3 separate regions of the Mus musculus genome follow, and all the other regions are linked to region 2. A link is a loop called in an ENCODE intact Hi-C map of the cell type or tissue named here. Cell type or tissue: heart. All regions are shown on one strand.

Region 1 (8,000 bases), 74 kb after region 2:
ACGCACACCCTATTGGTGCTTAGCCGCCGTGGGCGCGAGTCAGGTGAGCAGCAGACATTGTAGCAGACCCAACTCACCTCCTTCCCGGCGGGAATGGTGCCAGGGCTATACTCTTCCCGGAAGGCTTCCAAGCACCCCCGCTCGGCATCCTGCTGAGCCTGTTCTCAGGGTGCGGGGGCAGGCCTTTTGGGGGGGAGAGTGTCTGCCCCATGCTGCCCTGGCGCCAGCTCTTCCTCAAGGCCCTGGTGGAGTCGCCTGAGGGAAGCAGCTGGGCTTGGAACAGGGGCTGAGGTACTTCTGGGATGGGAATCAAGAGGGAAGACACCATCTTCCTCCAGCCCTCGTTAGTTAGTTATTTCGTAGTAGCAGACACACAGCCTTGGACCAACCTATGGTGGTGCTCAATGCGTACTTCCTGCTTGTGTTGGGTTTTTTGTAACTTCCAGCCAGACAGAGAGCCCAACACTCAGGGCAAATCCCAAGGACCTCCATGACAGCTCAGCCTTGTGCTCTGATTGTCCAATCTCAAGTTTTCCACCTTTTTGGAAAGTTGGAAGCGTTCTATGGAGGGGGACAGAACAGGAGAAGAGGCCTTCTCTTCGGTTTCCTGAAACAGGGTATTGTTTTCTATGTAGTCCAGACTAACCTCCAACTTGCTTTGTAGCCCAGGCTGGCCTTGAGCCAGTGATTGTCTTGTTACAGCCCAAGTGCTTGGGTATAGGTGTGTACCACTATGCCCAGAAGAGGCCTTGACTCCCAAGATGCCCAAGCTCCAGAGTTGGAGACCAGTCCCCCAAGGTACCAGGCCCCGAGTCTGGTATCCTCTTGTCTCTCTCAGTCCTGGCCCCTGTGTGGGGACAAGGCTACTCTAGGGGAGCTTGCACTGTCTCTTAGCCTTGTCTTTGGAACCACGTGGCACCCAGAATGTTCTTCGCCTTTCCTAGGTCACTTGAACAAGGTATGCCTTTTCCTTCCGACTTCCCCTTGGCCTTTGGGAACAGGAGACTCTTCTGCCCCCCTTCCTTTCCCCCAAGTCCCTAGAGCACAGGAGACAGCAGAAACCCTAGGTCTTTTGGAAAATGGAAGCTTCCCAAAGAAGCTGGTGGGCGGGACCACTTAACTCCCACTTTGTCGACCACATCGGGCAGGGCCAGGGAAGAGGCTTCAGCAGTTATTTACAAGTCTTGAGGAGATTCCGCAGAGTCTCTCTATGTCTTCTGAAGGAGAGGATGCCGTGCCTCGGTTTCCCTGGGTGGTGTACATCAAGGTTCCAAGATGACCTTGAGGTTAAAAAAGAAATAGCCAGTCAGGCGGTGGTGGCGCACGCCTTTAATCCCAGCACTTGGGAGGCAGAGGCAGGCGGATTTCTGAGTTCGAGGCCAGCCTGGTCTACAAAGTGAGTTCCAGGACAGCCAGGGCTACACAGAGAAACCCTGTCTCGAAAAACGAAAGAAAGAAAGAAAGAAAGGAAGGAAGAAAGAAAGAGAGAGAGAGAGGGAGGGAGGGAGGGAGGGAGGGAGGGAGGGAGGGAGGGAGGGAGGGAGGGAGGGAGGGAGGGAGGGAGGAAGGAAGGAAGGAAGGAAGGAAGGAAGGAAGGAAGGAAGGAAGGGCAAGCCATATGAAAGACAAGAGAGGCAGGGCTTGGTGACTGAGAGGGCCCAGAGGGCCCACCTCTACCTCCTAAGAGAAGCCTGCTTTCACTTCCTTTCACCAAGGCTCAAGGTTGGCTGGGCTGAGGCCACATGGTGATTCCACTGGAGAGACGTATAGACGGATGTATAGACGATGGAGCCCACACTCCCCACATTTGCCAGTGAGCACCTAAGGCCTAAGGTACAGTCTAGCAAGGGAGATGAACCAGTGCAGTGCGGCAGGAGGTCAGGGACAGACAGACAAAGGAGGACCAGAGCCACAAGGACCCTCCACCTCATCTAGCCCAGCACGGGGTCTCGTGATGAGGGGGATGCGCTGGCAGGTAGCCAGTTGCCCTGTTTCTCCTTGATGCCTGCGTGGCATGCGTGCGTCCTGGTTTCAAGCTCCCTGAGAGCCGGGAATGGAGGGGACCCTATGAAAATGATGATATGTGACAATCAGTCACAGCAATTAGTGTTTTGGTTAACAGGCCTTTTTTGTTTTCTCTCACCCAGACAGAATGTCACAAATAAATCCTCTCCTGCATTTGCATATTAATTGGATCGGAGACGTCAAGCATCTTTCATTAAAGAAAATGATCTGCATATTTGGAGACATAAAATAGTTATTTTGATGGGTTTTTTTTCCTAAGATCAGGGGGTGGGGGAGGTAGGTGATAGGAGTTCTAGCATGAGGTAGAGCAAAAGCAGAGCCAGCCCCTCTGTCTAGTTAACCCTCTGCAGTCTGGACTCCATGGGCCAAGGTTGAACAGAAAGATAATTAGTCCGTAAATAAATCAAGGCTCCGAGGGGCCCCTGGGCCCAGCTTGGCTGTTAGGCAGAAGGTCCCCTCACTAGAGTTATGAGTGAAGAGATAGGCTTGGTGCTTAGTCTGGTTCTTAAACCCCTCCCTTGGGAGCGAGTAGCTGGTCTGTCCAGGGTATCCTGAGACAGTGGGCATGAGGGCGTGGCCAGGTGTCTGCCTTGTAGCCTGTCTAGCTGAGTCTCCAATCTCCTTGGGACACTGGTCAAGCCCTGTGTCTTCTTCCCCCATAACTCACCCATCCGTGCCCCTCTCTCCATGTGCTGTGACCTTCTACTTCCTGTGTCCTTCCCATTCTTTGCCAACTGTCCTTCTGCTCCTCTACCCGCATGGGACAGTTTCTAGAAGCAGCAGAAGCACTACTTAGAGTCATTATCACTGAACTCGAAATAACCCATAAAGCTACAGGGCCCATATTAGGGCATGAGTCCCCGGGAAAGCAGAGGGAATGGACAGTTTTTTGATAGGCGACTGTGACTGCCCGTGTCATTCTCGTGTCCCCTTCCTGCCTCCTGAAGCCATTTGTGCAGGTGGGCAGCAGGATGGCCTCCCTGAGACAGCTCTGGGCTCTCCCAGGTGAGCTCTTCTGTCCGCCAGCCCCAGGTGCACTCCCTTATCAGATACTAGTCAGGAAGAGGTTGAGGCGCCCGTGACAGTGATGGTTGCTGTCACTTTCTGCACACTGAATTTGTGCACCAACTTTGCTTAGGGCCCTGCACTCGTTGTCTCCCGTCTCCATAGCCCTCTGAGACAGGTCCTCTCTCACTTTACAGATAAGGAAACTCGACCTCAGAGAGTTTAGATAACACGCCTCGAGGTGCCCATCAGAGCTCAGAACTTACAGCCAGAGTGGGGCTCTCTTTGGCCAGGTTGTGATGTAGTGGGGACCTGTGGTAGCATAGCTCCTGGTCTGACCCTAGCCTGTTACTTAGGCATGAAGCTATTCTGTGAGAGAGTCCAGAGGGTTACAGTGACTTTCTGCATGAGTGGCCTCTTCACCCCATTGAGGAGACAAGAGCTGCCATCCCCCTGGAGATTAGAATTGGCTCTTCTATGAGTATCTTCTATGGGCTTTAAAAAAAAATGCCAGAGATGGTGTCTTCCACTCATACAATTTATATACAGTTTTGCTTAGAATTTTGAAGTGTGCATCATGGCCATTTTCACATGCCTCAATCAGAACACACACACACACACACACACACACACACACACACACACACACACACGCGTGCGCGCGCGCACACACACACACACAATGGACCAGCCTCCTCTTATGCCCTAGGTACATGGAGATCTGGATGTCCCACAGAAACCTGTAGTATGGTACTGCCTTTCCAGTACCCGGACTCTAAGATGGCCTCCTCCCTGCTCACCAATGCTAACTGCAGGGGATTGTAGTTGAGCCAGACACCACTCCCTGAGGGTCAGGGCTCTAGAAGGTCTTCTGAGCCAGGGGATGGGGGCGATTGTACCCCAAAACTCCTTAACAGCTGTTAAACTGTGCCCCATCTTGTTCCTTGGTTGTCCTCTGGCCCTCCATGACTTCCGGTTGTACCTTCTTTTGGTAGGGGAAGAACAAAAGCAGGGGTCATGTGTCCCTCACATTTGGGGATGCTGGATCAGGAGCCTGAGGTGCCCTCTAGAGGAGCAAGAGGACAGGCAGGGTATTTTCTGGAGTCTGGGGGAGTCCTGGAGCAGCTGTTTCTGTTGCATGCCAAGAAGCCAAGTTGGTTTAATATGGTTGTAGCTGCTAGTTTGATAAATCAAAATAATTAAAAATAATAAATTTGATTCTTCACCCAGCAAGCTGTGTGTGGGCGCAAGACCTGAGCTCTTGAGCTAGGACTGGGGAGGTGGGAGAGGACCCTGGGGCACAGGGACCAGAATCATAACCGAGGAGGTGGGCAGAGCCTGACCCAGGGGGTCAGCTCTCAGGACTGATTAAGGGAGAAACGTCTCTCATGGTAAGAGAGTCAGCCAGACAGGCCAGAGCCCCTGCTGACTTTGCCCCCGGCTGTGTGGAACTGGGCCAACCTTGGTTTCTTCATCTGTCAAATGGCGTGATAGGCCTATCGGCCTGTGGGGCTGTGTCAGGAGTCAGGGCTTTGCCCAGTGAATGAGAGCATATGCTGAACAGTCAGGTCCCACAGGGACATAGCCCTCATCCTCCCTGCGCTAAAGCGGCTTCAGTATCCTCTCTTGTCCCCTCTTCGCAGTTTTGGCTACAAGCACAAAATCCCAGGTCACAGGGCTTGGGCTGCTAAACAGGCACACAGCTTCCAGGGACTCTTCCTCCCCCGGTCAGCTGTTGTCCTCACACGGGATTGTTCTGTTTACAAGGACATCCCCTAGTTCAGGGCGTTTTCCAATGACAGTATTCCACTGGTTACAGTATGGTGCCAGGAAGCGGTGTGCCACACCCTGGGGCCAGCCCTGGGTTCGAGGTGCCGGCAGCTCTACTGGGGAGAAGCAGGATCTAAAAAGGGTTTGGGTCTGTCCCCTGTCTCCCCACCCCCACCTCCATCCTCAGGAGCCGCATTTGGTGTCAGAGCAGCTGGAAATCTGAACTGAGTGGAGCGGGTGGGGACAGGGAGGGACAGGGTGTCTGTCTCTTTAAATGCACTTTGTGTCAGTGTGATAAGGAATTTGATGGCTTTATCAGAAATACCAAAGCTTTATTTAGCAGGGCGAGGCTCACACCACTCAGCTCCACACAATCTGCTGATAAATAGCAAAAAAAGGAGGAGGGGGCGTGGACAATAGCTCACCAACACCCCGGCTCAGCAACCAAGGAAAGAGGGGGAAAAGAGAAAGGCCCAGAGGCAAAGTTGGGAGTTTGGGGGGAGTCAGGGAACCCACTAGGCAGGGGAGGGGAACAGAGAAAACTACAGTGGAGTTCTGTGAAGTGCTGATGGGCAGTTGTTCATCTGTTCTCCAGGAGAGACCCTCATGGACGTCTCTGTTACTAGATGAAATTACTGTGGTTCCAGAAAAAAAAAGGATTTATTACAGGTTCACAGCCTTCCCCACTGCCATTCAGATAGGACTACCCAATTCTCTGCCAGCCCAGCCTATCTATCATCCATGCCATGCAGATCTGCCCTCGGGACCTACTGGCCCAACTGGTGAAGGCTCAGGGCCAGTCTCTGGAGAAGCAGAAAGGCTATGGCATGGCCCTGCCTACTTGTGGCGTTCTAGAACATTCTCCTTTTTCTTCTTCTTCTCCTTCTCTTCCTTCTCCTTTTCCTTTTCCTTCTCCTCCTCCTCCTCCTCCTCCCTCCTCCTCCTTCTTCTCTTCTTCCTCCTCTTCCTCCTCCTCCTTCTGAGACAGGGTCGCCCTATGTAGCCCTGGCTGTCCTAGATAGAACTCACTCTGTAGACCAGACTGGCCTTGAACTCATAGAGATCTATCCGCCTGCCTCTGTCTCCTGAGTGGGATTAAAGGTGTGCACCCCTCCTGGCCTCAGAACCTTTTTGACATCTGTGTCACGTAGGACATGTAGTTCTTAGACAACCCCTCCTTCCTGGCTGTGCTGGATTCTTCCTGTCTTCAGTGGCATCTCTATTCCTTCTTCCTCAGCCTCTTTCTTCACAAGCATATAACCGGTTTCCCGCCCCTGCCTGGGAACCCTTGCCACCGGTCAGCTTGGTGGCCAGCATGAGGCTCACAGATGGTGTACCCCTGGATGCCCGCTTGGCTGTGTCCACACTCCTCCCTCTGCCCCCATGAAGGTTTTGATGAACACAAAGCAAGTTTAATTTGTGGCCCCCACCCACATCTATCTGTCCCCTCATAGGTTTTGCCTTTCCTAACCGTTTGTGTAACTTCCTGTGCGTACAGAGGCAGGTTTGAGCACTCCATACCCAGCCATGAGCCACATGGAAAGGGAATGAGGAGTGTGGAGAGAGGAGGAGGCCCTGTCTACATTCTCTCATGATACCCCAATCCAAGAGAACCAAAAGCCTGAATCCAGGTCCCAGGTCCTGCCTACTCTGGGTTCAAGGCTACTTCTGCTTATCATAGGCAGTTGGTCGCCTCGTAGTGACCACCAGAGTTGGAGGGAGAGAAGTCTCTACCTCATAGGGCCTCCAAATGTGACAGATGACCCAGGCTTTCTAGACCTTTCCAACAGGATGGCCAAAGGCTGCCTTAGGGGCAGTTAAATGAACCTTCGATGGGGTTGGCTGGAGACAGCAGTGGACTGACTTTAGCACCTCTCCCCAGAGCCACGGTGGAGCCTAGCGAGGCCTGAGATCCCTTCTAGGAAGCTGACCACTGGGAGCCTTAGCAAGGCTGGGCCAATAGGCTGAGGGCCAGCAGGGTCGCCTTACAGGGATCCCTAGGCTTTGAATGGTAGAGCAATGGGATTAGCTGGCCGGCTTGGGTAGGGGAAGTTCTGGGCGGAGAAACAGGGGGCTTGGGGGAGGGGGAGGCTGGCCAGGGCAGAGGCTGGAGGAAGCTGCCCAAAGGCCGAGGCCCAGACAGACAGGAGGCATAAATGGAAGTGACAGGGTCAGGCCAGACCTTTGTCCTGCAGTCTGATTAGAAAGCCTGCCCTGGATTTCTGAAACTTTGGGATGTTGTCGGACAAACTGGAGCTTAATTCTGTCAGAGCGCTGGGGAGATTAGAATTGACATCCTGGGAGCACATTCCTGGCTGGGCAGAAATCCAGCCCCCGCTGGGAAAAACCTGTGAAAGCAAGGCCGGCCTATGGTGGCGGCAGGGGTGCTGTCAGCACCGGTGGCCACTCCAGCTTTGGGGCTTGGAGCCAGGAGTCTCTGGAAGGCCGGTCTATTTAGGCAGGATGCGTGGAAAGAAAGGAGTCTTAGCCAAGCCACTCCTGACACCGATCCCGTCCCCTGGTGGCACCGCCCGGAGTAGAACTCTGACGTTTAAGTCTCTAAAATGGGCCAAGTCTTCTTTCCAAACCCCCAGAGCTTCGCCTTCCTTCAACGTTACCTTGGGATGGCAAGAAGGATGCTTCCTGCGGAGCTGTAACAGCCATGGCCAGGAGGATGGCAGCAATAAGTTGTCTGGCTGAGTTCCCCTGGGGAGGGTGGTCGGCCGGCAGTGCCCATCACAAGAAGCCGAAGCCAAGGGTTCGAAAGGCCTCTGCCACTGTACCAACTAGGCCTCTTCCACCACCAGCCCCGTTAGCCTCAATAAACCAGGATGTGTCTTTCAAGATACATCCACCCTTTCCTCCAAGCTCCCAGGAAACATCTGCCAGTCTACTCAAGCAGAGAGCGACAGGCAAGGACCTATACCAGGAGTCACCTCTCACCTTCCCACCAAGAGATGGGTCTGGAGGACAGGGCTGGTAGCACACACCATAGCCCCAAGTCAGGCTGCTCCCAGTACCACTCCCCACTTCCTTCCTGACTCTAATGACTTTTAAATATTGGTAAATATTTTGGCTAAAGCAGGCTCTCTCGTGGCAGAGAGCAAAGCCGTGTGCAGTTCAGGACCTACAAATTATTTATTAAAGATCTGAGATGCGGTGCAATTATGTGGAAAGAACCCAAAAAATTAAATAAATAA
Region 2 (8,000 bases):
ACTAGGCGTCTATTGAGTACCTACTGGGACAGCAGCTCCTTGAGACACAACGAACCCCCAAACTAACCCCTACCCGAGGAGAACCTCGAGGCATAGAATAGCCCAGGCAAAATGGGGAACAAAAATATGATATGACTCCCCCCTTTTTATTGACTGCCTGCTGTGTAGAAAATACTTTGTCATAGTTTAGGGGGTTTGTTTGTTATTTAGATTGTGACAGGATGTAAAGGAGCCAGATCTGGCAGTGCACACCCTGACCCTAGAACTTGGGAGGCTGAATCAAAAGGATCTTGAGTTCAAGGCCAGCCTAGGGTAAAAGAGAAATACAGACCAACCAGGGCACATAAACAATTGAAGCACACATGGAGAGACGGCCATGTTCTTCTCGTCCAGTACATCCTCATACCTAGCTTCATCTCCTTCTGATGCTCTTGTTGCCAGTGTAGCTGGTCCTGAGGGACTCAGACTGTCTACCTCAGTCTTGGGGAAGTTGTTCTTTGCATCCCCATCTGTATAATGGGTATTATGTTCATCAGTGTAACTACCTCTTCCTGATGTTGTGTGGGGAGGCTGAGCCAACCCAAGTGCTCCGTGACACATACATAGTAACCATTCCATAAACACGGGCTACTGATGTAAGGTCAGGTTTTGCTTTCAGTCCTTAAGGAGGATTAGGAACCAAAAAACCAGGAGGCGAGCTAAGCTGGGGTATCTTCCAAGGCTTTCCTAATCATAGCAATAGAGGCTGGCTTAAATTTGTTTGTTTCATAATCAATTATTCAGACACAGTATTTGGCTCCTGAGCTCCAGAGATAACGACACTGTCTGCATTCAGTGGGGGCAGTGTGTGTATGGGGGACGTCTCCCTAGAGACTTAGAAATGAGATAGGCTCTCGACTACAAGCATTCCACACAGAGGCAGGAGACTGTCTACCTTTCTCTGCTAAGATACAAGCCTCTAGAGACACCTCCATCCTCCCCCCCCAACCCCCACCCCAGGACCCAGCAAAATGCCAGAGAGTAGAAACCCAGGTAAGATCACTCATCTACCTGGTGTCTCCTAGGCTGTACTAAGTCAATTGTCACTTGTCTGGGCTCTTTCTGGCCATTCTTCCCTAGGGTAGACACTTCAAGACACCTTGATTCCAGTGAGGGCTTATTATAGTCCAAGCACTGTCATAGGTACCCGGGACACCAAGAGCCACCATGTCCCTGTTTGCAGGATGCTTCCACTCCAGCAGGGGCAGCCAGAAAGGAAACAGGAATCAATCAATGTACAAGCAAACTCATTGTATATCCACAAACAGGATAAAGTAACAGAGAAAGGCCAAGAACTATGGCAGGAGGAAATGACAGGACCTGGTGAATGGAAGTCCCCTAGCCATATATATATATATATATTTTTTTTTCCCCTCTGTTGAGTTAGGCGTGGGAAGATGTTGGGGTCCAACAGGAGCCTTCTCTGCCCTTCAGCCTGTCTAAGACGTTAGTCACTCACACGGGCAAGGTTCCCATTGAGGAACCCATTAGGAGAGGGTTGTAGAGCTCCTGAGAACAAAAGTGGAGTGAAGAATAAGTGGGTTAATGAACATTTAGTGGGAGAGATAGGCTTGTGATGTTGAGGGGAAGGTGGAATGGAATATGTGTATGTGGTATGGACAATTCTAGTGGGAAAAGGGGTTGAGCCTAATACTAGGAATGGAGGTGGGTCTGATAATGATGTAGAAAGAAATCTGTCACCATCCCCTTCCTGGCCAGGCCTTGTTCATTGTCTAATTCAGTTCTGTCTCCCACTGTGGAGTGTTGGGCTTAGAAAATACATACTCAGTGAATGAATGAGCAAAGGATTACTCCAAATAAACATAACAAAAGGAAACTAGACAGAGGACAAGAAGGGATGGGGAGAGGACTTGAAGGAAGGAGGGGTACTGGATGTCCCCAGGAACAAGGACAGTTACTGGCACTTACAGATCAATATCTTGGCCCAAGCCCTTTTCCTGCATTAACCTACGTTAGTCTTGCAACGCTCCCAGACAGCAATACTGTTATCAGCCCCATTTCTCTGTTGGGATAACTGAGGTACAGAGGTCAAATGTCTCATTCAAGGTCACCCAGTTGGTGAGTGGCTGGTGGTCTGTCCCTGTAGCTCAAGTTGTTGGCTGCTGCTGCAGTGGTGAGCAGGCCTACTTTGTCACCTCTCGGATGACAGTGACTCAGTTTCTCTCCGTGTGGGCTGGCAGGATTGAGCTTGAGATCTCTGGGGGAGGGGGGCATTGGGGTGGGGAGGGCATGTGTTCTCCTGAGTCACCAGGTTCAAGTATCTCAGAAATACTTGGATGAGTCTGAAGCCTGGGAGCTAAGGATGGGAGATGGAAGGGGAGACGTAGGCCACAGTCTGTTGCGGCTGCAGATGACTTCTGTTAATTCTTGGAATAAGGAGGGAAGAGACCAAGATGAACTGGTGGATTTGGGGTTGTCCAAACCCCCAAATCTGCTCTTCGTGGGCTGTCAAATCTGAGTAGTGAGGTCTGGATTTGTTGTTGTTGTTGTGTATGTTTTTGTTTTGCTCCAGTTTATTTTCCTACAAGTGTGACACAGCTGTCACTTACCATAGCATCTGAGGAGTGTGTGACACCTCACAGCACTGACCCAGAGGTTTTATTTAGGAACTCTACCACCTCAGGGCCAGAGAGCCTCAGACTCTGGTCATTTGCCTCTGGACCAATGAACTTTGAGCTCACAGCAGGGCAGGGAACACATCCCAGCAGGCGACTGTCCTAGCGCTGGCCAGGCAAGACAGTAGGGTCATGAAGCAGAGCAAAAGCTTTCCAGTAGGCCCCAGTCCCCAGCAGGGCTGGGCATTGTGGGCGGCATTTTCTCTGAGCAGAACTCACTGTGTAAAGTGCACCTCGAAGTTGGATTATGCTTTGCACTTTTGCTTATTTATGCAATTAATAATTTGCCTATTACAGCGGTCAGTTTCTAACTCATCTTGCCTGGGGGTCCTTCGCCTTTGATTTTTTTTTTTTTTTTTTTTTGGTCTCACTTCCTGAATTTCCATCCTGAATTCTGCAGTAGGAACAAAATGGGTATCATCGCTGAGTCTATGCTGGGGTGTGGTAGCCTGACTGGGAGAGGAAGGACCAGGTGTTAGGGCCAGAGGACCGGTGACCCGCGTAGACAGCTAAGAGGCCCTGCTAGGGTATTGCAAGGATGCAAAGTGTCCTTCAGGGGAGATGAAAACGGCTGTCACCTCCCATCTCCAGGCCAAGGGATCGTCTCCCCCAAGACACTCTGCTTTCTCCGTGGATCTTTCACTTTGCAGCATTCTCGTTTTAATGCACATGATTTGCCCTCCTCCCACGCATAGAGTAAGGTTGTTCTGCGTGGCCTGTCTTGCTCACTTAAGGATTTATTTCTTGCATAAGGGGCTGAATGAAAACTCCCCTTTGCAGAGAGTAAGAGCAAAGAAAATATCAAACAGGGAAGATTTCATTCGACTCTTCTAACAGTCTGGCTTGCAAAAAAGAGAGCCAATTTTCATTGAAAAAGTGGGAACCAAACTCGGGGTGTCAAAGGGTTCAGAATAGCTGGAAAGTAACGCACCCTTGTCCCTTTCTTCTGTCCCAGTCTCAACTCCATTCAGAGGGTGTAGAAACCTTCCGGAACCGCACAAGGGAGCAGCGCGCTCTGATTCTGCTTCGCTGGCCGATCTCGCCGCGCGCGCACGCGGAGCCCAGCCTTGGCGGTGGGTGGGAAGAATGCTAGAGGGGAAGGTCTGGGGGTGTGAGGGTGGAGCGGAGCCCAGCCCCGCGATCCGGCCCGGGTTTTGCATGCCACCCACTCGCCCGTTCGGCCGCGGAGAATTCCATAATCACAGCGGGCGAGAGCGGAGACTGGGAGCGAAAAATCCGGGATCCGGCAACTTCGGTCGCGCATGCGCGCCCGCGGCGCTCCATCCCAAACACACACACATTTTTCCCCGGACTTGGAAAGTCACCCAAAGCCGCCCCAAGTGCAGGTAAGAGACTCGGCGCTCCTTCCACCGCGGCCCCTTCAAGCCCTCCACCTCTGCGGGCCTATTGGGGCGCCTCCAGGTTTCACCCTTGTCCCGGTGCAGTTCACTACCCCCGGGGTTGCCGCTTGCAGCTGGGAGCGGGCGAACGAGCGAACGACCGAGCCAGCCAGCCTGCGAGCGGCGGCTGCCACCCAACTCCGGCTGTACGGGAGGTAGGGGGCACAGAGGGCTGGCACCCCGGCGCGGGGCGGCGCGGCGCCCGCAGTGACCAGGGGAATGCCCGGCGAGCCGCTCCAGTGGAGGGAGGGCTGCAGCTCCTGGGGGTCACTTACTCCAACTGAGGGGTCGGCGGGGTAGGGGAGAAGAGGGGGAGGTGCCAGGCACGAGTACAGGACTTTGCAACTAGGGTGGGGGCGCTTTCCGCGCAGTGGGCTGGGGGCGCAGGTGCTTGCCAATACTGGGTGATCGTTCCTTCTCCCACGCCCCCTCCTGCTGCAGGGGGGTCGTGAGCTGTCTGGAGGAGAGAAGGAGGCAGGGGTGAGGGGCTCCTGGGGTGACTTTGCAAGACTTTGCCCAAGGGAAGGGGTGGGTGGGGATCTCCTCTAGCCGGCTCTTGTGCCCCGACACCGGGGTGTATGTTCTGCCAGCAGAGGTAGGCAGTGTTCGCGTAGGCGCAGGGTGCCAAGGGGAGCTCCGGGTGGGAAAATGAAGGCAAGAGGGTTCTGGGATCTGGGGAGCGGCGCCCCCTTTTCTATCTGTGCCTGGGAAGTTTATCTCAAGTGCGCCGCTCCAAGCGCGGCAAGTGGCGCTTCTTACTCTTTCCCCCTACCCCCGAGTCCCCCCCCGGGCTCCGGCTCGCAACGCTGGGTACTGGCTCCGACCGCTCTGCTGTCGGCTGAAGCTCGCCCTGGATCTGGGGAAAAGTTCCGGGGGAGTTGTGGCGGCTACTGTGTGCGCGGAGAGAGAAGTTGCGCCCGGGGACTTGGGACGCTGGGTTGGCAGGCCCGATTGCGGGTGGAGCGGTGAGCTCCGGCGCCGGAGGTGGGGGCTCTCTCTAGGGATAGGAGAGGATTGGACGGGGTCTGTGACCCTAGGTGGGCTGAGGAGGACCTCGGGGGTTTAGCGTGTGGAGAGGACATGGGGCTGAAATCGGCTCCTGGCAGAGGACAGGAGCATGTAGGGGCACAGGGGACAGTGAAGGGGAGATGACTGGGCCACCAGGACTCTTGGGTCGACCTTCACTATACAGGAGCGTCAAGTGGTAACTGACGGAGTGGGACTCTGAGGGGTGCGCGGGAATCAGGGGACCCTGCCAGACAGACCCTCAGCCGTGGACCTCCCGGGACAGGGGGCTGAGTCGTGCGCCCGGGGTGAGCCGGCCGGGCGGAGCGGCGGCCGGTTTATTTTTACTCGGTGGCATTTGCAGAATGTGCAGCTGATGACCGTCGGCCGCCAGGAAGTTTTGCTTTCTGTTCTTTCTCTCTCTTTTCGAAGCCAGCGCGACCCGGAGCGGGAGAAGCCGGGGAGCAAGGCCTGGGAGGGGAGGGGGCGGCCTCCTAGGGTGGAGAGATTCGACCAGGGGAGCACTGGGGCTGCGGGCGGGGGTGCCCGGGCGCGGGCGGGCGCTGGGCGGCCGAGAAGCGGTTGAGCGAATGTCTGTCCCCAGCGTTTGGACTCTACTCTGAGAGGGGAACAGGTGTATGCGCCGTCAATCACAGCGGGAGGGACACTTTGGGGGCGTAGATTAAGATCATAATAATAGATTTTTCTCTAGGGGGTGGGCACAGATTCTTCTTCCAAGTCTTCCCCGACCGGGGTCCCCGAGCTGGGGGAGGAGAGGAGTGAGGCCAGGGACCGCTTCTCCCCGCAGACAAGTTTCTCCAGATTCAGCTTCGGCTTGCGAAGCCGGCCTGGGTGCGGCGAGGACCTCCATCCAGTCACGCTGGGAAGGGTGAAGATGTAGATGCCTGGGTGGAAGATGTGTTCCAGCAGGGATAATACCCCTCCTCCGAGCTGGAGCTCCCCTAAACCTGGCAGAATGTTGGGGAGACTGAGCGTGTACGTCGCTTCTCCAAAGGAGTGTGGGGGGCGCGGCCCTCGGTGTGTGTATCTGTCCAGCTAACGCTTAATACAGTCACAGAGGTTGGGGGTGGGATGGGGTAAAGTAGTCTCCGGACAAAGTTGGTAAATTTAGGCCGCCTCCAAGCTGGTATGGGCGCGCGGTGAGAGCGCACAAGGGAACTGGAAAACAGATCGTCTGGTAACGTTGGTGACCACCCCCCCCCCCCCGCCCAGAGCGCGCGCGCGTACACACACACACACACACACACACACACACACACACACACACACACACACACACACACACACACACACACACGCCGCCATGCTAAAGGGAGCTGTCCCGGCTGAGCAGGAGCAGCTGCGCCAGGCGTGGGGCGGGGGATAGTTGGTCCCCCGGGGCTGCGCCCTGACTGCACTCCACGTGCCCGGAGGGGGCGCTGGGCAGATCCGCGCCCAAGCGCAAAGCTCTTAGCTTGAGCCCCAGTGGCGGCCGAGCGGTGCGTCCCGGGCGGTCCTTGCACCCCGCACTGTATCGCGCAATTGGAACCACTTTCACACTTCCCAAACTTTGGCTTTTTGTGCTTCGCCCCTCACTGCAACTCCCAGACCCTTTCCTGGACCGAGAAGGGGAATTTTCTTCCACCTCTGGCAGCGTCCAGCGTCAGTCTTCACGGAACCTAGCGTATCCGAAAGACACCCCCTCACCCCATCTTGTTAGCCACCTTAGAGGCGGTTAACGAGGGTTTATGGGGAATATTGTTGAACTTCAGTAATCAGGTTTCCAGCGATCTTATGCCTCCTGTTTAATTTATTAGACTAGTTATTTATTCTGTTGATGATAATCTGTTGCTGGTTTCTATGGAGATGTTAAACTGATCTCTTTCAGAAATCAAACTCCATATGCACTAAAACGTTTAAAGAGCCAGTGCCTCCCTCTTCCCCTCCGCCTTGCCCTTTTTGTTTTATTTTGTTTTTAGACTTTGCACCTTCGTGTCTTGCTCTGAGTATCAACTCATTTTATTTCCTTCTGACGAAGGAAAGGAGCCCGGGGGACTCCCGCTTCGTGGCAAGTACAGCTTATTATGGCTAACAGAAAGAGAAGGCTTTGATCCCCAAGTTGCGTCACCATTTAAAGCAGGATCATCTCACCACCGAGCCCTCCCCCCCCCCATCATAGAAGAGCAAAATTCTTTCAAGATCAAAGGGGCCAATCTGAAAAAAAAAAAACTATTGTTTAAAAAAATAGGAAAGTCTGTTACATAGGCGCCTCCCCCTTTATATCTGCTCCCCTTGTGCTTAATGATTTTTTTTGAATAAGAAAAACAAAACGCAACCCATCTCTCATTCTTATTAATAGTTTATCTTGCCCCCCCCTTAATTTAAAAAGAAGTTCAAAGTTAGATTTCTCTGCCTGTGGGGGTTGAGGTATATTTACTTTCTTTGAGATCCTGACCATCTGTTTTTGGGAATTTCGCCTCTGGGAAGAAGGAAAAGGTTTTCAGTCAAAGCTAATAGGATACTGCAATTTTCCCTCTTTTGGGAAGTTGTCACCCCAAAATTTTAACTCCTAGCTTTTTTCTTGCTTTTTGAGAGTATTACTGACCTGTGGTTGGTGTTTAAAAGTATATCAACTTTTTCTCCTTCTCAGTTTAGGGTGTGTGTGTGTGTGTGTGTGTGTGTGTGTGTGTGTGGTGGTCATGGTTAGGGGGAGTCAGTGAATTAAGAAAATAAGGCAGAAAAAAAAACCATCTTGATTGGTGACATCCTGAAAAAAAAATGCAAACCTTCTCTAGCTCCAATATTTATCACGCTGACAGATATGATACAAAGCGATTGCATTTCGTAATGATCCTTAGGGACTAAGTTGTAGGTAAAACCATTTAATGCATTTTTAATATTAAAATAAGACCCAGGCTCC
Region 3 (8,000 bases), 110 kb after region 2:
GTGTGGGTTTGAGAGAACCTGAGTGCTTTGCCGGATTTGACCAAATTATGAATTAGGAGGTGGGGAGCATCGCAGTGTTCTTAGGGAGACTGGAGGGTACTTGGGGCATAACCACCCTGGCACTACAGATATCTACCCTGCCCAAGAGGGAGAAGTTACAAAGCAGTAGGGATGGGCATTCCTAAACAACCCAGAAAGGAGGGGGTCTGAGAGGGAACCAAGCCAGAACCACAGTCGGTGTGCTTGGATAAGGGTAGATGAGATAGATGTGCTGTAGCCATTGATGGTCACGCTGGCAGCAGTGAAGTTCAGGCCTTCCTTGACTGACTTTCTCTAGGCTCTGGGTGGAGGCAGCAGGTGGGATAGTCTGGAGGGCAGGCGATGGATGACCAGGCTCTTCCAAGCCAAGCGTGCCAGCTCCTGCCAGTGGGGTCATGACCCTCTTGATAAGAAGGGTCATCCTGGGACTCCTTGCAAGTCTACAGATGGCGGCAGAAGGAGCTCCCGGGAACCCGAGGCAGGGCTAAGAGCCCCTGAGAAGAAGCCTGGATGTTTTCAGTTTCCAGGTCCCTTGGGGGCCCAGGGGCAGATTGAGACAGGCTCCTTGCAGGGGAGGTGTTAACAAACAGCAGGTGATTAAACATGACAAGCGGTGACATTTCTGTTCAGGGTTCTCAGTCCCAGCAAAGCCAAGAATGAAGCTATAAACCCTGACATTTTGTGTTATGCACTGAGAGGATTTTAATAGACCTCGTTCCCTCTTCTCCAGTCCTCCTCTTCTCTCCCTCTTCACCACCCCCATCACATCCAGTGTCCCACAGAGCACCCCTCCATTCCATTTTGCCTGACTTTCAGGAGCCATCTGGGCTGTATGGGTCTCTGTACCTGCAGGTCCTGGCCAGATGCCCCCCTCCCCACACCTTCTTGGTTTTGATCTTTCCTGTTGTCCCTCTTCAAACCCCCCTTGCCTCCCTCCACCGTCCACTTTCTCACCTCCTTTTTTTGGGTCCTGATCTCACAGCCTGTCCCTTAGCTGCGGCTGTCCCAGTTGTCAGGGACAGCAGGTGGCTGTCCTTGTGCTCTTTGTGCTCATAACATTTCCAGACAGACTTGAGAGCGGGTGTAGGGAGTTTGTGGGGCTTGGTATGGGCTCTCCCCCATCTTTCTTTTTTAATCTCCTTTTCTCCTTTTTGGGACAAGGACAAGGCAGAGGGAGAAAATTGCTCTACGCTGCAAACAGTTGCTGGGTTTATTCAGAAAGGACTGACCAGCAACAGTTGTTCCTCTTACAGAGAAATGCAGGAACAACTGGGGCCTTCTTTGTTCTCTGGGCAGAGTCCTGTGAAGGGCATTTGGAGGTGAGCCTGGGGCTAAAGAGGGCAAGACACTCACAGTGTCAATTGAGTCCCACCCAGGGAGTCCCCACCCCAGCAAGCAGGAAAGGTTTTTAGAGCTAGGCAGGGTCTGGTTAAGAAGTCAGGCCACACCCTGGGTCCTCCGCTCAGCCCTAGTCAACGCAAGAAGCTCTTAGCGGTCTGTGTTCATTTCAGTAAATATTTATTGGACAGACACTGTGCTGAACAGTAGTTCCGTCCTGTAGATCTCTTGGTCAAATGAGGTGGATGGAGGAGTTGTTACTGTAGAGGGCCTACAAACAAGAACAGGGGTCAGAGATGAGGACCAGAGGAGGGGATGATCTAGAGGGCGTCTCACAAATGATATGGTCACTAGGGCCCCTGAAGGATGCCTAGGAGAAGGGAGGCCAGGCCTAGGATTGAGGTTGGACCCTCTGCGTAGCGGTCAGTGTTCTGGAGGCCTGGGGTATACTGTGTAGCCTCACGGTACTACCTGGCATGGAGGAGAGTTTGAGCTGTGTCATCCCACAGTAGGTGTCTCTAGGACTCAGAACCTATTTTCTTATCTACCCTTCCACCTCTGCCCAGCTGGGCCAGGCACGATGGTCTGGGTAAAGTGGGAATGAAGCTCACCCCAGTTCAGTGGACAGAGAGCCGCAAGAAGTGGGCGGATGCCCATAGACTGTGGCTGTGCAGCCTCTTCTGTCTCTGTCCTTGGGGTGATGAGTCACAGGTAAGGAGGTAAGAGAGACATACAGGCTCGTGTGATGGGCCCAGTGCAGGAAGCAAAGGAACCAGGGCAGCCTTGTGTCACCTTCCTTGCCTGTCACTCAGCAGGATCAGGTAACCTCCAGGAGCCCCCTGAACTCACTCATGTTGCTGCTTCTCTCTCGGTGGTTGGGAAGCGGCGCACAGTGTGTCCTTGTTAGCCTACAGGCTTCCCAAGAGACTTCAGATGGTCCTCTAGGATCCTGAGGGCCAGGTTGAGCAGTGCCAATAGGGACTCAAGATGCATCTGAGAAGCTCGGAGAAGCATCTGAGAAGGAGGGTTGTTTGGACCTGTGTGGATTAGAGGAGGACCAGAGGGGAGCAGATGGGGGGGGGGGTCCTAAGATGCAGGCTCCAAGTTCAGCCGCTCATCCATCAGGAGCTGGCCTCACATCCTGGTGTTAGACGGCCACAGCCACACCAGTAGCCAAGGGCGAACTCTAGGGCCTGTTGTCTGGAAGGGTCTCACACAACCCACGGGGCACCTTTTTCTTTACTGGTTTGCCTCTGCCCAGGAGCTGTGCTGGCACACTGTCCCAGTGTCACATTGGTTCTCTAAAGGAGATCAGGCTGGTTTGCCACCCCAAGAAGAGCTAGGGGGTACAAGGCAGACTTCATACATCACTGACTCCTTTTCCCCACCCCACCCTGCCATTCTGACAGGCTTACTCCAGGTCCGCCTTGACACCAGCCCGTTTGCTCACTTCCCAGAGTCTAGCTGGAACTGTGTAGACCCCCTGAACTGTCATCACTTGACAACTTGGCTGGGGGTCATGGTAGTGAGAGGAGGGGAGAGGAGTCCTGGAGCCCAGGCTTGGCCTACTGCCCCCGAAGGTCCAGAGCCAGGTTTTATTATAATCCCCACATCCTGTTGCAGATCCTTAATCAGCTGGATCCCAGGTTGGGCTGGACCCTGTGGTGTCACTCAGGGCTGTAGCATAGAAAACCTGAAGTGGAGTTTCAGGAGCTGGGGTTGGGGTTATGAGGATAAGGCAGGTGGCAGGGAGGAGAAGGGAGCCGGCCAGCCGAGCACAGGATGTGGACAGAGCCCAGACCCACCACCCACCAACCAGGCTGGGGGAGGAGAAGCAGCTGCTGCAAACTGGGAACTGGCTGGGAGGTGGGGGGGTGGGGGTGGGGGCAAGACACCGCTAGTCTGTGGGGGCTGCCGTGCTGCCTTGTGCCACGGAGACAGCTGGCCCTACAGTCGCTCTGGCAGTGGGCAGTAGCCCTAGCCAGGAGTTGGTAGAGGGAACCCTGGGTGATGTTGGTTCCAGTGTCTATACGGACAGGCTAAACTCCAAGAGTTGGAGTGTTCTTGCTCTGCCAAGAGCTCCTTGGAGGGCAGAGGGCCCAGAGTTAGGAGTCTGGGTAGCCAGGGCCTGAAGCTCTGTTGAGAGGCAGCTGGTAAGGGGAGAACCCTGGGATCAGCTGTTTCTTTCCATAGAGGCAAACCTCCACGTCTACCTGGCCTCTAGTTCAGCCTAGCCCCAATGCCTCCACATGAAGTCTGGGGACGATCTAGGGGACAGTGAGGACACCCCACCTGAACCCTCAGTCTACGGTGTCATGGTAGAAAGGATGAGGGGACATGCAGAAGGCAGCCATAGCCGGAGAATGGAAGGCAGAGTGGGCTGTCTGGCGGCGGGTGGGCAGACGGGTGTCTGTCCTGCCAGGGGCCCGGGCTGGCTCTGTCGACAGCCTCTTTTCTATATGGAAATGAAGAATTTAGGCTAATGGAGCTCAACCATCTCTAATTTTGCGATGGCAGGAGGATTTTGATTGAAAGTAATTAAGCAAGCTAGCTGTAAAATTAATTAAAGCAAAAGGGGGGGATTTTTTATTGGATTGGATAGCGATATAGCGTCTGTCAGGCGGGGGACGGATGGGGGTGACCTGAATCCTCTGCCCTCCCCCCTCCCACTCGGGACGTTTATGTCACTTTAATCTCCTTACAGCGGCTGCTGTGCATTTGTTTGAAATAATCAAGGAAATATGGTCAGAAATTGTCAGCTTTCAGATCTAATTTACCTGACGGCCCCTGCGCAAGCCAGCGAGGCCTGGGGAGTGAGCAGGCGTGAGCGGTGGGGGAGCCGAGTGGGCTCCAAACACACTGGGCTCCTCAGCCCACACCCCGGGGCCCAGGCACCCTCCAAGGGGGAGGGAGGGTACTCCTAGGTGGGGCGGGGTGAGGCGGGGGGCGGGGGCTCCTTTCTGGAACAGGCACCCCCCCACACCCACCTGCTGCCTCATCCCCACACTAACCAGCTTTAGGGTTTAGGGAATATAGGATTAGGGAGGGGTGATTGTAATTCCTTATTCCAGATGGCTGACAACTGCTAAACCCATCCACCAGGGCCACGGTTTTAAAAATACTCCTAAATTAGTCCCCTCATGTCCTCCTCACTGTCGGTAAAGGGATTGAGGCAGTAGGCCACAGAGATGGTGAGGAGGTGCTGCCGACTGTCACAAGCTGCCTCCTCACCTCTTCTGGGGCTATGCCTATGACCCAGGCTCTGTCTGTCCCAGGCCCTTTTCCTGATTCCTAGATAGTTCTTGCCCTACTTCCCTTCCACAGCACAGCCAGCCCCAAAGGATTGTGGGAACACAGTCCCGGCAACAGGAAGGCCCCTTCCACAGTCTCGTCATTGTCAGTGGATAAACCAGGACAGAGCCCTTGTAGATCTAGGGTGCTGGACTTCCTACCCTGTACCCTGTACCCCAGAAGTTCTGCTTAGAGCTGTTGCAGTTCTTGGAGGGGTGGAAGAGTGTGAGACCTGATACTCCCAGCAGGGAACTTCTGCGGGGACCAAGGAGAGACTCAGGGACAGTTAGTGTCCAAGGTTGTGGAAGGTCCCTTAAGCAGAAGGGGGCCTGGTATCTTCTGGGCAAGAGAGAAATTGGGTCCCTTGCTCTGTCTGATCCTGGGCAGAGACTGACCCTGGCTTTCAGCAAAATCCCCTTAGGCCTTGGCCTTGTAGTTCTGAAGTTTGGTGCAGATCTAAAAAGCCTCCATCTTGGTAGCTATTCTCTAGTGTGGGAGGGCACATGGCTTCCCTCCATCAGAGATCTCCTTGTCCAGCTGACACTCCATGCCTGTGCCCCTGGGGGCAGACAGCAGGTTGAGGGTTCTAGAAACAGTTCTAGCTTGTCCACTGTAGAGCATACTCAATAGAAGGGCTCTTCCCCGCCTGCCTTCCTTGGTGCTACCCAGACACTCTCTGCCTTGTCCCCTACCAGTGTTCCCCTACCCTGGAGGTGCCACACACCCCCACGCCCCCAGCACAGCTCTGGGGCAGGGTGACTCAGGATGCGTCCACCAGCAGTAAGGGAGTGTGAGCACCTTGCCAGCCAATGGAGGGCAGCAGCTGAGGGCTGGGGGACCATCACCTGCCCTCTTTGAGCTCTGTCTGCTCCAGCCTCTGCTCTCCCCCTTATGAGTTACTGGGAGTGGGGAAGGGTTGGGGAACGAAGGCCCAGGGAGCTCTACCCAAAAAGAGGGAGAGAAAAGCTGTTGGCTTAGAACCTGACATCTAAGTGGCACTGAGATCTTTGAAGCCCCACCATCCCCTTCTGCCTGTGCCCAGACACAGAGCCCTTGCCTTTTGGGTCCTTCAGCTTCCGTGGACCCAGAGCTCGGGAAATAGGAGGTTAGAAAGAGTCTGGCGTCAGCTTCGCCTCTTACCTGTGCAGATGGCTCATAGCTATGCCTGCTACACTCGACCTTTTGATGTGGAAGGACCAGCCCAGGGACCTGTAGCAGAGACCAGAAGGGCCTCTGGCCTTAGGGTGGGACTTATTTCTGAGCTTAATGATGCCCTGGAGCTGCTGATGGCAGGCACCCAGGTAGAGGGAGGCTCTTGGGGAAGGCCTAGTCAGGCTGGTGCTCTGAGGAGATGGGAAAGCCCAGGAGGTGGGGGGGGGGTGTCTTTTTCTCAAGGAGGGGAGAGGGGCCTCTTTACGGTCTCCTGGCATCCTGGAGACCACTCTCTGCCTATGTGTGAATGGGGATGCTGTACTCAAAATCTACTTTTAGGATCAATTTGCTGCGGTGAAGAGAGAATTTGGGCTCTGCAGTGGCTCTCCTTGAAGAAGAAGGGCAGTGGTGGGCAGTGTCAGACAGGCCGCAGGATAAGCTGTGGGGGCTGGGCTGGGAAGATCGGGGAATAGGCTGGGGTGGGCACACGAGTGGAGAGGGCACAGGAAGTATGGAGAAGGGAAACAGGAGGAAGCTTAGGTTTAGAAGTCAGGCAGGGGCCAGCTCAGCAGTACTAGGATGCCTGCCACCTGGCCAGCTTGGATCCCAGCTTCCTCCTGTCTGGCTGGCCCCTCAGGCTTTGAGGTGCTGGCCTCATCTCCCTAGTGCCTTTACCTGGCTGGGCTCGCTGCTCTTCCCTACAGCCACGGATGGATCTGAGCTTCCTGTGTGGAAGAACTTGTGCTCAGGAGCCAAGGCGAGGAGAAGGATGAGGAGAGGCCCTGCTAGCCCCAGGATGCTCTGGTTTTCTTGAGCTCCCTGCGGATCTTGGGCACAAATCTTCACAGTGGGGGGTCTCCCTGAGCTAGCTTTCTGGGTTCTTGCTTGCTTTAGGTGGAGCTTGGTACAAGTTAAGATAGGATAGCTGGTCTCCTTCCCCCAGAGCAGTCTAAGGAAGGCTCTCACCCCCCCCCCCACGAGTCCTTATGCATACGTTCAGGAGAGTTCTCCCGGTGTCCTGCCACTGGAGCTAGGGATAGAGTAAGAGGGTACCTGCCTGACTGGGTAAAAGTGGCAGGGGTCCAGTTCCAGGAATCATTAACTCCAGGGTCTCCTAGTGCCAGGTCCCTGCTGGAGTTGGCTAGATATGACCAGGCATTGGGCTCCCGGAAGTGCCTGGGGCCAGGCGGGGGCCAGTCCACCAACCCTGCTGGCCTTACACTCAGGCAGAACTCACCCTCCCTCCAGCTGTCTGCTGTCACACTTTCTTCTTTATACCCTTTGTGATACAACTAGACCGTCATCCTATCCAGTCTGGCCTCAGTTTCTCAAGTCTCCCTGGCTCAACCCTGGCCGGTCCTTCGTCCCCCCTGGCTTCTCATTTTGCTGCCAGCGCAGGGCACTGAAAAACTGCTGGCACTGCCAAAAACCCTGTGTGCGCTATGACTCCCCAAACATCCCTTTATTTTTATTGTTCTGTTAATTACTGTTTAAACTTTAATAAGTCACTTCGTCAGGAGGGGGGACCTGCCGTGAGCTTTTCTGTGCAAACACGGGCCGGGAGTGACTCGGGTGTAATATAACCCTTTATGTGATGTGGGGATGTTTAGATTGTAACAGAAACTTGTTATTTTAATGACAGTTGGGGGGATCTGAGCACAGAAAAGGAGAGAGATGGGCGCTCCCCTCCAATTCCCACCAAGGGCTTCGAGTGGCAAGGCCTCTCTAGGGCAGCTCACTCTCTGCCACGGCAGAGGGTCCAGAGAGCAATGAAGCCCTCTTGGACAATCCACTGGGCAGCTACTGATGGAGCTGGGCAGGCAGACTTCTGGAGATGCCTTCAGAGGGAGCCTGGCTCTCTGGGGTGGGAGGGTCTGGGCAGGTGAGGCAGAAAGAAAAAGCCCAGTCTCCACAGATTGGGTATAGGAGACCATGGCAGTTGCTGGATCTTTGGGCAGAGGCTGACAGGGCCATGCAAGGTTGGATTCTGTACCTACTTTCCTCCAAGGCTGCAGAGAAGGGGGTCCTTCACTCTGTAGTTAGCGTTGAGCATAATAGAAGTGACACCGTGTGCTCCTCTGCCCCAGACAGTCATCCCTGAAGCACACTCTATTACAGACGTAAACAATGGGACCCAGGACAGAGGAGACATGCTTGAAGTGTCAACTGTTTAAGAGGAG

Evidence for each region. Peaks named below come from ENCODE experiments on the same cell type or tissue, not always from the same donor. Only the 100,000 strongest peaks of a DNase experiment are listed, where the experiment ranks them.
Region 1: a loop joins it to region 2, with 3 times the contacts of the local background. A loop is called at or near these places in 5 of 42 quality-filtered maps.
Region 3: it touches region 2 in a loop (5-fold over the local background); 19 of 42 quality-filtered maps call a loop at or near these places.

What each region holds. Positions count from the first base shown.
Region 1 is chr4:148,874,280-148,882,279 of GRCm38, forward strand. All of the region lies in intron 2 of Casz1 (castor zinc finger 1), which reads left to right. Among named protein-coding and RNA genes, the nearest start is that of Gm42352, 6.7 kb to the left of the region's middle. In heart, CTCF peaks have their summits at 4,105 (motif pointing left) and 7,319 (motif pointing left); DNase peaks (open chromatin) are centred at 4,782, 6,862, 7,262, 7,692 and 1 weaker place; H3K4me3 peaks cover 1,544 bases; H3K27ac peaks cover 7,321 bases.
Region 2 is chr4:148,800,494-148,808,493 of GRCm38, forward strand. It overlaps Casz1 (castor zinc finger 1), which reads left to right and starts at 3,899. Exons shown (of 21, transcript NM_001159344.1): 1 at 3,899-4,021. In heart, CTCF peaks have their summits at 3,674 and 6,523 (motif pointing right); DNase peaks (open chromatin) are centred at 3,798, 5,478, 5,678, 6,038 and 2 weaker places; H3K4me3 peaks cover 4,251 bases; H3K27ac peaks cover 4,514 bases; H3K27me3 peaks cover 653 bases.
Region 3 is chr4:148,911,971-148,919,970 of GRCm38, forward strand. The region is part of intron 4 of Casz1 (castor zinc finger 1); the gene reads left to right. Gm15969 (a long non-coding RNA gene) reads right to left here and starts at 5,884. Exons shown (of 3, transcript XR_003955174.1): 1 at 5,809-5,884; 2 at 2,227-2,414; 3 at 1,600-1,648. In heart, no CTCF peak of the experiment used is centred here; a DNase peak (open chromatin) is centred at 3,061; H3K4me3 peaks cover 459 bases; H3K27ac peaks cover 7,095 bases.